Linked DNA regions of Homo sapiens: regions 2, 3 and 4 are each linked to region 1. Evidence: chromatin contacts called from ENCODE Hi-C or POLR2A ChIA-PET data. All regions are on one chromosome and are shown on one strand. The core of a region is the stretch at or near the end of the contact, and the rest is flanking DNA. Distances in the headings are between cores, read along the strand shown.

Evidence for each region. Hi-C counts contacts between places; a loop is a spot of excess contacts on that map. ChIA-PET counts read pairs that join two places held with the same protein, here RNA polymerase II (POLR2A). Pooled maps may share reads with other maps.
Region 2: a loop to region 1 is called in a map of B cell, with 22 times the contacts of the local background. The contact joins the promoter of FKBP7 here to the promoter of SP3 in region 1. A Hi-C loop is called at or near these places in 2 of 168 maps with a recorded cell type or tissue (B cell and naive thymus-derived CD4-positive, alpha-beta T cell) and 5 of 50 pooled maps.
Region 3: a map of B cell shows a loop between it and region 1 (12-fold over the local background). The contact joins the promoter of HNRNPA3 here to the promoter of SP3 in region 1. A Hi-C loop is called at or near these places in 4 of 168 maps with a recorded cell type or tissue (B cell, CD4-positive, alpha-beta memory T cell, CD8-positive, alpha-beta T cell and 1 more) and 11 of 50 pooled maps. POLR2A ChIA-PET finds 5 or more read pairs at or near these places in 1 of 52 experiments (activated CD4-positive, alpha-beta T cell).
Region 4: a map of B cell shows a loop between it and region 1 (19-fold over the local background). The contact joins the promoter of GORASP2 here to the promoter of SP3 in region 1. A Hi-C loop is called at or near these places in 2 of 168 maps with a recorded cell type or tissue (B cell and CD4-positive, alpha-beta memory T cell), 2 of 37 single-sample maps with no recorded cell type and 8 of 50 pooled maps.

Annotation. Positions count from the first base shown.
Region 1 is chr2:173,963,571-173,966,923 of GRCh38, reverse strand. It overlaps SP3 (Sp3 transcription factor), which reads left to right and starts at 1,551. Exons shown (of 7, transcript NM_003111.5): 1 at 1,551-1,759; 2 at 2,371-2,519; 3 at 3,041-3,163. The coding sequence starts at 1,753. RefSeq lists silencers at 1,304-1,373, 1,874-2,153, 2,484-2,973, 3,104-3,353 and enhancers at 2,214-3,036, 3,037-3,353.
Region 2 is chr2:178,476,857-178,480,209 of GRCh38, reverse strand. It overlaps FKBP7 (FKBP prolyl isomerase 7), which reads left to right and starts at 1,610. Exons shown (of 4, transcript NM_181342.3): 1 at 1,610-1,931; 2 at 2,997-3,148. The coding sequence starts at 1,711.
Region 3 is chr2:177,211,199-177,214,551 of GRCh38, reverse strand. HNRNPA3 (heterogeneous nuclear ribonucleoprotein A3) reads right to left here and starts at 1,758. Exons shown (of 11, transcript NM_194247.4): 1 at 1,681-1,758. The coding sequence starts at 1,752. It overlaps MIR4444-1 (microRNA 4444-1), which reads right to left and starts at 1,826; the gene lies at 1,753-1,826. It overlaps LOC105373759 (a long non-coding RNA gene), which reads left to right and starts at 2,141. Exons shown (of 1, transcript NR_157853.1): 1 at 2,141-3,157. RefSeq lists an enhancer at 1,120-1,791 and a silencer at 1,331-2,120.
Region 4 is chr2:170,927,378-170,930,730 of GRCh38, reverse strand. It overlaps GORASP2 (golgi reassembly stacking protein 2), which reads right to left and starts at 1,478. Exons shown (of 10, transcript NM_015530.5): 1 at 1,328-1,478. The coding sequence starts at 1,390. RefSeq lists a silencer at 1,000-1,699.

The DNA.
Region 1 (3,353 bases), core at 302-2,801:
AGAAGAGATGAACCCTATTCTTGGACTCAGAATTTTGAGTCTCGTTTCCGCATGTTTGTGGTTTTTAGGTTAATTCCCTGGAAATTTGATCTTTGTACAATTAAGAGCAAAGTAACCATACAATGTTTCTGATCCTGTCAGCATAGGCGGTTAAGTGCTTTGGAACTGGGATGTAAACTCAGTATCTCACAAATGGATTACCTATTAAGTTAGGACACACAAAATCTGGTTAAAGTGCTTGGACTTCACAACCTCATCCACCAGCACATCACATATCACACAAAATATAATAATCACAGTAATGGGAAAACTGAATCTTGAGCCAGATTTCTAAAAAACAGGTATTGTGGACAGTGTTTCCACCTCTTGAATTTAACTTCTTTCTTGGCAACTATACTTGAAGGTAACAGGGAGAGATGTCTCTTAGTTGGCAAAACACACACTTAAAACCTGAGCATTTTCCCCCAGGATGACAGCAAGATACCAAGGATGCCAAAGAAGGAAGGAGTGTTAACCTAATCCAGTAAGAGAAACAAGATTTTAAAATACAACAAAAATGTTCCAATGGGGGAAAAAAGGTAGTTCACCGGTTCACGACTTTAAAAAACGTTGGCAGTGGTTGATGGGCTTATTTCAGGAGATATCTGACTTGGTACCAAGAGGATAAAGAGGCCGGGAATAATACGTTTGTGCAGCAAAATGGTTATGTGACCGATTTTTTAAAACACAGAATTCTGCCCCACTGAATACATACACATACCACAAGTAAAATGAAATATACTTTTAAGTGCCCGTTTTGGTGCCACTGGCCAAAATTAAAACTCTCCTTCCGTATGTGAGGTGACTTGAGATTTCTTTTTTGCTTTAAATGCCTGCCTTCAGGGTACGTGAAAGTGGGAGACCGGTTGGAAAACTGGGGCTAAGGGGGCTGGGAGCGAGATGGCTGTGACTGAATCAGGAAGCTGGATGTGAGAGAGAAAAATCCTCCTCCAGCCTCGGAGGGGGTGTCTCCCCTAATACCAGCTCCCTCCCCCCGGGCTCGTGGGGCGGGTCTGGTTTGCTCAGTAGCGGCAGCGGCCGCAGCAGCAGCCCCGGGGCTGAGCAGCGGTGGCCTCCTGGCAGCGCAGGGAAGCGGCGGCTCCAAGAGCGCGAGGCCCTGGGGAGATCCGGCCAAGACTGCTGCCGGGATGGAGGAAGCGTCCAGTGGAGCAGGAGTCACCGGGGACGAATTTCCTCCCCAGCTCAGCTCCCCTACAGCTTGGCTAGGCCTGCTCCGAGCGCCTGCAAGGTGGAGGAGGCCTGCGCCTCGGGCCTGGCAGCGGCAGCCGGCGAGGGAGGCGGGCACAGCGGGGTAACCGGCGAGCCGTAGCCGCTCTCGAAAACCTACGCTGCCACGGCCGCTCATTGTCTCTCCCCTTCCACCCGGGGGCAAACAGGAAGCGCGCCGCCTGGCAGACCGACGGACAGGCGCCTGGACCAATGAGCACAGCCGACAAAGAGCACGGCGGCGAATGAGAGCCAAGAAGAGGGGCGGGAGTTCCGGGCGGGCTGTCACCCTCTTCCCCCCTTTTGGGCTGGAGGCTCCACCTTTTGTGTTTCCCGCACAGTCAATCAAAATAGGAAAAAAAAATCCCCGGACCGCTCCGGCCGTGTCCGCCGCCGCTTCCCGCATCCTCTCCCGCCGCCGCCGCCTTCGCTCCTCACCATGTGTAAGGCGGCGGGGAGCCCCGCCTGAGGTGCCCTAAACACACTATGACCGGTACGTAAAGCCGAGAGAGCAACCCTTGCTGCTGCCGCCGCCGCCGCTGCCGCCGACCACAGCCAGCCCGGGGCCGCTGCCGCCGGTCTCGGCCCCGTGTGTGCGACCGAGTGTCTGTGAGAGGCAGAAAGCTGCACTCCCCTGCGCCTCCCTCCCCTCCCCGCCAGCCACCGTCCACCCCCGAAGCCCCAGCAACGCCGTCTCCCCGCCAGGCCCCGGGGCGGGCGGCCCGGTCCGCCGGGAGCGCATCCCCCTGTGTGCGGGCGCGGGCGGGCGTGTGTGAGTGACTGACGGTGCGAGAGGAGCGAGCGCGAGTGAGAGCGAGCGGCGCGAAGGGAAAGGGGAGGAGAGGAGAGGGGGCAGGGGCAGCGCGGGGAGGAGGAGGAGGAGGGAAAGAGGAGGAGGAGGAGGGTTACAGGCAGCGGCGGGCGGGGGCAGCAGCAGGAGGGGAGGAGGGAGCCGCCGCCGCCGCCGCCGCCGGGGGGCGGGTGGGGGAGGGGAAGGGGCCTGGGTCCGGGCTTTGGGAGTAATTTCGCTTCGGCCCGCGGGCCCCCTCCCTCTCCGCCACCCGCCTTCCTCCCCACCCCCACCCCCCCGCGCTGTGCCTGCAGCTCCCGAAAAGCCCGTGAAACAAGAGGAAATGGCTGCCTTGGACGTGGATAGCGGCGGCGGCGGTGGCGGCGGCGGCGGCCACGGCGAGTATCTGCAGCAGCAGCAACAGCACGGAAACGGTGCGGTGGCGGCGGCAGCGGCGGCCCAGGTGAGGAGCGGCTGAACCCCGGCCCGGCTCCCCCCTCGCGCCGCTTTCTCCTCCCCTCGCCTCTCCCCTCCCTCCTCGCCTCACCCCTCCCTCCTCGTCTCTCCCCTCCCCTCCACTCCCCTCCCCCCGCCCCGGGAGCTGCCCGCCCGAGGCGCCAACGCTCCGACCCCGCCCGCGCCGCCCCGCCTCGCCCGCCTGCCGCCTTTTTGTGCGCGTGTGAGTGTGGGCCCCAGCGTGCCCTCCCGGGGGTGGGTTCCGGGCGGAAGGCGGAGGCCCGGCGCGCAGCCCGCCGCCCGCCTGCCCGCGGACCGGGGAGCCGGGGTGCTTGGAGCGGGGGACGCCAGGCGTGGGCTGGCGGCGGGACCAGGAGGAGGAGGAGGAGGAGGAGGAGAGCGCGGGCTGGCGCTTGCCCGGGCGCAGTCGGCGGGGACCGAGTCGTACTTCCTGTGCGAAAGGCGGCCCGACCCTAACCGCCACCCCCTCCCCCTGTCTCCCTCTCTGAACCCGCCCATTGGGGGTAGGACACTCAGCCGTCACCGCTCGCTCTGCTGGCCGCTACCTGCAGCAAGATAGGGCCGCCATCGCCGGGCGACGACGAGGAGGAGGCGGCCGCCGCAGCCGGGGCCCCCGCCGCCGCCGGAGCGGTAAGTCCCGCGCGCGGCCCGCCCCCGCCGAGGCCGGGCGCCCGCCATCCCGGACCCGTGGCGCGCCTGCCCAAAAGGCCTCCCCGGCGCCCGCGCTTCCCCCGACCCGCACGGGCCGCTGGGCTCCAGGGCGCCCTTTCCTGCTCTTTCGCATCCCGGTTTGGATCTGAAGCCAGCCCAGGCTTTCTCG
Region 2 (3,353 bases), core at 361-2,860, 4.5 Mb before region 1:
CGAGCTCCGCTGCGCGCGCAGCCCCGGTGCCTACCTAAGGAGGAGCTGCCCGCACACTCATCCCGCGGGCACTTAGTTCTCTCGGGTTTTCCTGGGTTTTCTTCAGAAATACATAATATCCTGTTTCTTCATGAAATCCTGTTTTTATTTTACATAAAATCCTGTTTTTTCTTCAAAAATACATAAAAGCCTTCCTATTTCTGTTTGCTTCGTATTTTCCTCATATTCAAGGGGTCTGAAATTATCTCCTAGGAAGGCAATGTGCAGCAGACGGGGTCCTCTGACAAGGAATGGCGAGGGCCCCCAAGGAACTGTCATCACGCCGATAACCTTGGATAGCCACAATTTTATTTAGAATATAAAACATGGAACTCGACTTCGGAATTTTAGTCTAGAAATGGGGACTTCCCCCTAGCTTTTATGATTTTTGAAACTCCTGCTTGGACGCAATTGTCATCTTGCATAATCGACAGTAATTTTCAGGTTTATGGAATTTTGCAAACTTTAAGCAAAGCACATCAATCAGGCTCAGTGCTGCGGCTTTTCTTCGCATCACCGAGGTAGAATAGCACCTCTACTCCCAGAACTTAATCCAGGCGAATGCAGAAGGCCTTTGCTGGTTTTCTGGTTTGGGTAGTCTTTGGGTATTCACTTGGAAACAAGGCGAATTGATGGATGGATAGAGTGATGGATGGATATGTAATAAATATAATATAGTTCAATGACAGGATCCAGATGGTGGGTGTAGGAGAGTTTACTGTAGAATTCAACTTTCTGTGTATTTTAAAGGTTTTCATACTAAAATTGGTGGTGAAGTGGTGTTGTCACACAGATTTGACCAAATCCCTGCTGCGTATTAGCTGTGAGATTGGGACAACATGCCCAATACTCAAGTTTTCTTGACTGATGTGGACAATTACGTATCCCATGGGATGGTACAAAAAAGTCAAAAGAACATTCCCCGCACTACCAGAGGCCCTCGAATCAAGGGCGGCCCCGAGTGGCGGGGAAAAGAAATGCAAGCCAGCGGAGGATGCTGAATTGTGGAGGTCGGCTCTCGGAAACGCCTGCAGCCAGGCAGAGGAGTTGCGGTACCGCAGTTTCGTTGCATCGGGCTGGCCTTCAGGTTGTGCGACTCAGCCTGGAACCTCTGAATGCAAGATTCCGACCTGAGAATGCGCTTCAAGGACACCTCCGAAGCACCCAGAAAGCCACCGCCAGCCTATTTTTTACGCTCCTTTTCCAGCATGCCTCTCCCTCCCCCCAGTATCTATCTGCTCGTTCCCTAGGGGTCTTAGAAGCCTTTTGCTTCCAGAAATGACAACCATATTCCCTGACTCTACGACATCCCAGGCTGTTTATTTCGTCTTATGCCAGTTTCATTTTAGAAAATGCGAATGTTGTCACCGAACCCTGAGGAAACCTGCTGTAAAATACGCGGGTTTAGCGAGAAGAAGCGGAGCGAGTGTGCGTTGCGATCTTAAAGACTGAGGACAGCCAGCCCGAGGGCCTAGAAACAGCGTTAACCGCGCTGAGCCCGCTGCGGGAGGCGGAGGGGTTGGGGCCATGAGAGGGCGGGGCCGCATCTATGGCCCCGCCCCGGCCCTTTGTGACGCAGGACAACGCCTGCCACGCGTCGGAACTCGGCCGCGGGACATCCACGGGGCGCGAGTGACACGCGGGAGGGAGAGCAGTGTTCTGCTGGAGCCGATGCCAAAAACCATGCATTTCTTATTCAGATTCATTGTTTTCTTTTATCTGTGGGGCCTTTTTACTGCTCAGAGACAAAAGAAAGAGGAGAGCACCGAAGAAGTGAAAATAGAAGTTTTGCATCGTCCAGAAAACTGCTCTAAGACAAGCAAGAAGGGAGACCTACTAAATGCCCATTATGACGGCTACCTGGCTAAAGACGGCTCGAAATTCTACTGCAGGTAGGAAATGCTGCGAGCTGCCCGTGCGTCCAGTTGCACAAAATCTTGCCTGCCTCCACCAAGCGGAAGCCTCATTGGTTGGTTGGTTGGGGTTTTATTTTTTAACGGTAAAAGTTGAGCCCTTTATTCATTAAAAAAAATCACATTATATGGCAGTGTTTCTCTAATAAACTGAATATTTTTATTTAAAGTATTGAAAATGTTGTGGCAATAAATTATCAAAAATACGATACATCCACACACACATCAACCACCACCATTACCCTTGGGACCTCCAGAATTAAATCAAGGTTCTGCCTATAAGGATGTTCACATTTTTCCCTTGCCAGAAGTATTGAGTCTTTACGGAGGAATACATGGAATAAAGAGATTTAATTCTGGCCTTCAGAAGCACGATTTTTATAGGTTGTGGCCACTTTCTATCAAGAAAAACAGTTACTTCCCTGGTGACTTCTGGTGGGCCCTGCTCCCTCATTCCACCTGGTGCCTACTCTGATTTAATTGATGGCTTATTACTCAGAGGGAGAATCTTTTCTTTACCCTGTAAAGATAGGACTGGGAAAAACAGTTCCATCCATTTAGAATAAAATAGAGAAATTTAATAAGAATTTATACAATTTTATAATTTAATAAGAATTTAATAAATTATATCATTAGAATTTAATAAGAAAATATACCATTTTAAATTACTATTAAAATGACTTTTTGAGGCTAAAACTGCCCTATCATTTTTTTACAACAAACCCAGGGAGTTAAATGAGTTCTTTGTACAAGCCATGCACCTAGTTAGGGGCTGGAGACCCATTAAAAAGTTAACTGTTGAATAGTTTTTGTAAAGATAACAATTTTAAAAAATGAGATGGCTGTTAATGATTAACTTTGGGCAAATCATACTTCTTTCTGGTGATTATAGGGAAGTTTGAGTCAAACACCCCATTAAGGGTTTTAGAAAGAGTGATTATATGGGAATGATGGTTAGAGAGGACTCCAATTTTAAATGCCCAGCTGTATTTTCAAGTTTGATTTCTTGAAATCAGTTTACTTAAGTATTGCTTTTTGTTATAGCCGGACACAAAATGAAGGCCACCCCAAATGGTTTGTTCTTGGTGTTGGGCAAGTCATAAAAGGCCTAGACATTGCTATGACAGATATGTGCCCTGGAGAAAAGCGAAAAGTAGTTATACCCCCTTCATTTGCATACGGAAAGGAAGGCTATGGTAAGATGTTTAATTTTAATTTCTTGTTTTAGTTATATTTAAAAAATGATTAATAGATTTCTGGGTATATAGGTCTGAAAGAATTGAAAGCACAGTCTCAAAGAAATATTTGTACAGCCATGCTCATAGCAGCCATGTACAATAGACAAGAGATGGAAGCAAGCCACATGTCCATACATAGAGAAATGGATAAACAAAATGAATA
Region 3 (3,353 bases), core at 509-3,008, 3.2 Mb before region 1:
AGTGCTAGAATTACAGGCGTGAGCCACAGCGCCCGGCCCATACATTTAAACTCAAAACTGTGATGAAGAACAATCTAAAAGTTCTGAATGTCAAACTTACAGAAACTCACTGCTTTCAAGCAAATTAATTTAAAACAGGCATTCCTAAGCCAAACCAGCATTTCCCAAAAAAACTGAGGAAAAAAAAAAGCCGATCAAATAGCTTTCTATAACCCATGTTTGTTATATGCTGCAAAAATCTGCAATTTACAACTCAATTTTAAGAGTCACAACTAACTGGCAAGTTGGACTTACATTAGGAATGGTATGTATTGTCTGACTATAAGAACGGAGTACAGCAAAACAAAAATTGAGATTTTTAAGAATTAAGATGTCTTGAAATTGTTTTATACTTTAGTCAAGACTTTTTAACACATTGCATGAACTGTCATTTAATGCATGCATTAAGGTTTCCTTCACCCGAAGTTCTTAAATAAGGGGCTCACATTTACATTCTAATGTCTTCCTGTGTCTCCTAGAGGTAGAGATGTTAAACCGTTTAATGTGAAGAGATTGTCACATGCTAGAAAAAAACGTTAATAGCCTAAAGCATTAATTCATGTAATCTCATCTTTTCAAGTCTTGGATAAATGTATTCGATTGACAATAACGAAATCGACAAAAATATTTAGGATCCACATTAAATGTACTGCAAAAACGTGAAAATTTCAACTCTGGTTGCAGTCCTCTAAATAAAATTCCAGGAAACTACAACCAGAGCCGACTCAAAGAATGGGAAAACATGAAGATAAAAAACATTTCTAAATTCTTCCTTAACATACTATACTCAAATTCTTCTCCACCCACCCTCCTCAGCGGCCGGAGCCGGGAAGGAGCTGGCTGGGTTGTTTTTCACATCTACACTCAAATTCTCAAAAATTAAGTCCTTCGCCCACATGGCGGTTTAAGAAGTGTAATGTAAGTACTTTAGCAAAAATATATCAGGAAGTATTTTAAAGCAGCAAAGTTTTTAACAATCTCGTATTTCCAACAGGATGCTGCGAAAAAAAGAAAAGGCCAATTATCGACTTCTCGCGGAGAGGACCCGTAAAAGGCCTAGAAAAGCGTCGGCAGAACTTCAGCGAAAGCACTACCTCCCCATGCTTCGAGGCCATTTGCGGCTTTTTCTGCCGGGCCGCCTCCGCCCTCTTCCCTCCAATCCCAGGCTCGCTTTCCCGGCGGCAGAGCGAGGCGGCGGCCATTGCGGGCCAATGCGCCATTTCGTAACGCGGCGGCGGATCAATGTCAATGTGGCCGCCGCCCGCTTGCTCGCTCGCCCGGATGTGCCTGCTCGTCCCCTCCCCTCCCCCACCACCTCCTCCCAACCGCTCCCGCCGGGGCCCGCCATGCCGCCCTCGGCCTCGCTTCGGAGGCCGCGCAGCCGGCAGGCCGGCTTCCCTCCCGAGGCCTCCCCGACCAAGCCGCGCCTCCAAGGGGCCGCCTGTGCAGCCGAAGGTGAAGGCGAGGCGGGCGAGGGGCCCCAAGGAGGTCTCCAACTCTCGCTCCCCTCCCCCTCCCACAGCCTGTCTCAACGCAAGAGCGCGGGACGGCCGACCCGGTCCACCCGGCCTCCCCGCTCCCACCGAACCAGGCCCCCAACGCCGGCCATTCCCCACCAACCCCCCGCTCTCCCCCTAATACCTCCTCCCCCCGGCGGCGACGGCGACGGCCGGAGTCGGGCTGGGGGCGACCGGGCGGCGGTTTTACCTCCATTTTGAGACCGGACTCGCCTCTTCCAACTCGAGTTCAATATGGGACCGAGAGGAAGAGGCGGGGCCAGTCGTCACGTGACGCGTTTTCCGCGCGCCGCCAGTCTGTTGGGGGAGGAGCGAATTGGGAAGGGGGCGGAGCCAAGCGGGCGCGAAGAGGGACTGGACCAGCGGGTTGGCGGGCGGAGGGCGGAGGCGCGGCGTGCCGCGGGAGCGCGCGCGCCTCGCCAGCTTTCAGGGGAAGAGGGCCTTTGCCGCCGTTCGCGTCAGGGCGAGTTCCGGGACGTCAGTGCGGTCTCCGCCAATGGTGAGCGTCCACGTAGAGGGAACGCCTTGTGATCGCGCGTCACCAGAGAGAAAGGCCTTTCCCTTTCTTCTCGCGCTTGTCCCTCATTCCCCACGCAGGCCTCTAGTTCTCCATTTCAGAATTCATTCTATTCCTGTGCCCGAAATAAAACCCACGTTTTTCTTGCTTGTAATTTAAAGGTTGCAAGAAAAACTCCTCGGCCCCTCGGACCATCTTTCCTGTTTCCAAATGCCGGGGACCAGTGTCTGTGACTGCGCCGCCTGCCTGAGGGCATGTACTGAAAAGCCCTGCGACTCCAACATGTGGGACTCACAAGCACCTTGGACAGGCCTCAAAACGCGGCTGACATACAGAATTTTTACCATTAACGACCTGAGGCAGGACTGGTGGAGGTCAGTTCATTAGTTACTGATCTCAAGAAACAAGTCAGGACTATTTTCTAATGTGCTTCTTTCAAGTTAGTGTGGAAAGAGCTGATGCATCTGTTGTAGCTGACGGAATTTAAGGAACTGAATAATTGACAAGATTTCCAGAAAAGCAGGGTCGCCAGATAATGCTACCTGTTTGCGAATGATTGTTACCGTAATGCTCTAGAGAGCTAATCCTTTCTCGGCCTAGTCAGATGATTTTAAATCATTTGATTTTACAGAGCTTTAGTTTCAGTTTTTTAAATGAAAATGGGGATGGGATTAGGTCATCTTCTAACACCCACGACAGCCATAAATTGATAATCTATGGATCCATATTTAAAGTTACTGATAAAAATAACCACAATTGACCAGCCTCCCTTCCCTGTTAGGAAATGCTTTATATTTTAATTTAGCAACCCATGTGACCAACCCTTTTAGAATTGAACTGGCTCTCCCTAGGAAAGGTTAGAAATCTAATCAGTTATAGTAAGTTTCTGTTAACAAATGGGGAGTGGTCGACTTGGAGTTTGGAAAAGGGGAGCGTAAAGTCTAAAAGTTTGTTAATTTATCTAGCCGTTGCTCCAGGAGGACCTGTGTTATAGTTTGGAAACATTTACAAAGGGTATTTTTGTGGGGCAGAAAACAGTTAGCAGTCCTTAATGTAATTTGGTTGAAATAACCGTTCAAACCAGACTCCTCCTGTTGCTTTGATTCCTTTTTCGCAAACTTTCTTATGTTCTACGTATCCAGGTGCTCCTGATGGCCAGCAATAGACTTGAGACATTGGAAGAATGTATAGCCTTAGCGTCTATTTAGTGTTAAGATTTTGTAAGTCTAATTACTGTGAAATAGTCCTGGTAACTTTATCGATTCTGGATACAAAGAAAA
Region 4 (3,353 bases), core at 229-2,728, 3.0 Mb after region 1:
GTGTTTGGTTAGCAGAAGGGGATAGGAAGATAATACGGTTTATTTATAGGCTCCCTTTTCCTTTCGGGGAAAAAAAAAATCACCCTTTCCTACTAAGAGTATGGCAGAGGAGGGATTTTTAGTGTAATGGAAAGGCAATAGACACGATAATCCGGAAGATCAGAAAGATGATCTGTCTCAGCCCTATCACATAGACAGCTGGGCAATTTAAGAATGTGTCTCACCTAAAACATGGGACCCAGGGCAGGAAATGAAGGTAGCACCAGGAAGTGCACTCTCTTACTTTCAGTGAAAACGTTCTTGCCTGTGAGGAGCTAATATTGAGTGACACTCTATTACACCCCTAAATGGCGCTACACGCTGCGGCCACTCTGTTGACTGTTCATGTTAACACTCACACAGGTGTCACAGCAAACAACCATCAATGCTACTTCTAAAGTCGCCCGGTTCCATGAGGAAAAGACCACATGCTTTGTACCACCCAGGCCCAGGCCGTTCATAGGTAGGGGCTTAGCTGACGCCTTTTGAGATACTATGTTTCTCTGCGTCCTGGAAGTTAAGCTAGGGTTGTTTTCCTTTATATACTCCGATTTTTAAAAAAAATTTCTCTGCACTACCTCTTTACCACTGTGGATCTAAACCTTATAATCTAAACCACACCCTCAGCAATCGGAACAGAACGGAAGTTCCCACTCCAGGAAATCTTGAGAAGGTTTGGGAGGGTCAGGAGTGGCACGGGAAAGGAAAAGTCTGGTCAAAATCAAGTCTGTTTAAGTCCGTCGAACCTACTTCCAGGCCATTTGGTTTTCCGTCTCCTGCCCTGCTGGTCTTTCAGGCCACTCGGCCGGCGCCGAGGTGATTTAACACCTGCCGCCGCAGGCCCCGCCTCCGGACTGCGGGTCCGGATCCCTCTCCTAGGAAAGCGCAAAGGCTGCCTTCACAGTCACCACTTTGGAGACGTTGCCTCCGCGCCCTTCCTAACTTTGGAAGCTAAAAATGAGGGGGGGTGGAGGAGAGAGAAGGCCGTGCGGAAAAAGAGCAAGGTTGTCCCCCCTTCCCAGGGCCGCCCCCTGGCCGAGTCGCCGGCAGCCGCCTCCAGCTCCAGCCCGTCCTCCTACAGCCGCGGACCCCGTGCCCAGGGCGCTCCGCGGAGGTGGGATGCGAGCGGCCTCCGGAACCAGCCTCGACCAAGGCAGCGCCCGCGACCGCCGCTCCTTCGCGGGATCGGGCCTGGCTGCCCCGTGAAGGAGCCCATGGGGGCCTCCGCCTCCCCGCGGCCGGCCCCGCCTCCAGCCCGCAGCTCCCCGGCCGCCGTCGGAGCCCTTACCCGCAGAACGTGGTAGCCCTCGGTGCCCCCGCCCGGGATCTCGACGCTTTGCGAGGAGCCCATGGCGGCGGGCGATCGGTGTGGCCGAGCCGGGCTCCGCGCTGCTCCCGCCCCCAGCGCACCGCCTGCTCTAATCCTCCGCGTAGCACTTGGGACGTGGCACTCGCTGCCGCCGGAGAGCCGGGCCGCACAGCCCGCCGGGAGATCGTCTCTGCTGCAGCCCGGGCCGCTGCGACGCCGCAGACAGCGCCACCTGCCGCGAGCCACTGGAAGGGGCCCGAGCGCTCGCGGGCCGGGAGGGCGGAGAGGGAGGGCCGGAGGAGGACTGGGAGGCACCGCGTCGTGCTCGCGAGAGAACAGAAATGCGCTTCCCCCAGCTTTGGCGCCTTGCTACGGGGCCCTGGATTGGACTAGATTTATGCAGACGCGTTCCCGCTCGCCTGAAAGAACACATACTTGGTTGCAGGTCCCCCTGGTGGCCAGAGGCGGGGAAAGGGCTGCTGATGAACAGGAGCGAACTCAACACACACCAAGCTCTCTGTTCTCCGGGTGTGTAGGTATTTTCCCAAACTGTACAGCTGAGGGGAATAGTGGCCTCCTGTGGGCTGCCTAGCATCTGCTCAGCTAAATTTTATAAAAGGAAACGCTCCCTTTATAAAACAGTAGTCTCACAGAGTCACCTACCAACTTCTTTTTTGGTTTGGGTTTGTTTTTTTTTCTTCCTCCCTAATTGTGAGAATAAGATTAGAGGATTGGTCATAATCAGAGCGATGCCAGCGTGGGAAGCACGGTTGGATTTCCCTGGCATTCCACCACCTGCTGCTGCTCGGTTCCCCGTCCTACCTCCTTCAGGTAGCCAGGTCGTATTCATGCTTATTCCGTTGTCGTATTCCGTTGCTGCTTTTGCCCCTTACGTGTACTCCCTCTGAAACCCCTAGTTGCTTTGTGGTCAGTTGGACTGATGTTGCGTCAACCAGGTATTATGTGGATTCCTATGTGATGCAATGTAAAGTACGTGCTATCGCCCATGAAGTATTCTAGCCCAAGGTGGTTAACTTGCCTCTATGGCATCTTGAGTTTGATGTTTACAGGAAGTAAGGGGAATTGAGGAGCAAGTAAAATGACACCACAGGGAACCAGGCAAATACAGGAAGTGGGCCTTCCTTCAGGACAGCTGGCCAGTTCTCTTTGTCGAGTCAGAGTCCTATGAAAGGGCCTATGCCAGATTAAAAGGAACCCGAAGAATATAACCAAGAGACACATTGCAAGGGCTTGAGTTGGGGGCCAACTTGGAGAAATAAGCGTAAAGGACATTTTTGGTTCATTTGGAGAAATTTGAATATGTACTGAGTATTAGAAGAGTAGTTATTCACATGGAAACGTGGAAATTATTGTCTTTTTTAAAAGCTGGTTACAAGACGGGATGTGTCTGTAGACAAAATGAAAAACATGTCCTCAAAATACAGATTAATATGTATGTATGCATATGAAGATGTGGGAGGAGAATATGAACCAAGGGTTACAGTGGTGATCTCTGGGTGGTGACAGAGATATTTTATTTTTTGTTTTGGCTGGTTCCATATTCTATGATGCTCATGAAGTGCTTTTGTAATAAGAAAATATTATTTAAAATTTAAAAATAATTTTCTTTGCTATCGGTAAGTGAATAGCAGATTTTTAGGAGGCCTAATAAATCCATAAATCCATAAATGAAATCTCCAGTTATTAGGCTCCTCAAGGACAGGGTCTGCAGTGGAGTTGGCTCTATGTTCTTGATATTTACCAGAATGCCTAGCAGCTAATTCAACAAATTAATACATTTAATGCAAGAGAATAAATGGAAGAACTAGATCTAATTATAATGTTCTCATTCTGCTTGGCAATTATAACCCTCTTTATGATGGAAGCTGCTGCCATGTTCAGTGGTCAAAATTTTTGGACCAGTTGTCTCCCATATGTCTGATGGCAGCCGCGGCCTATAGAACCCAGGCTGTGGATCGTTGGTGGTCCATGGGCAAGTCCAGCC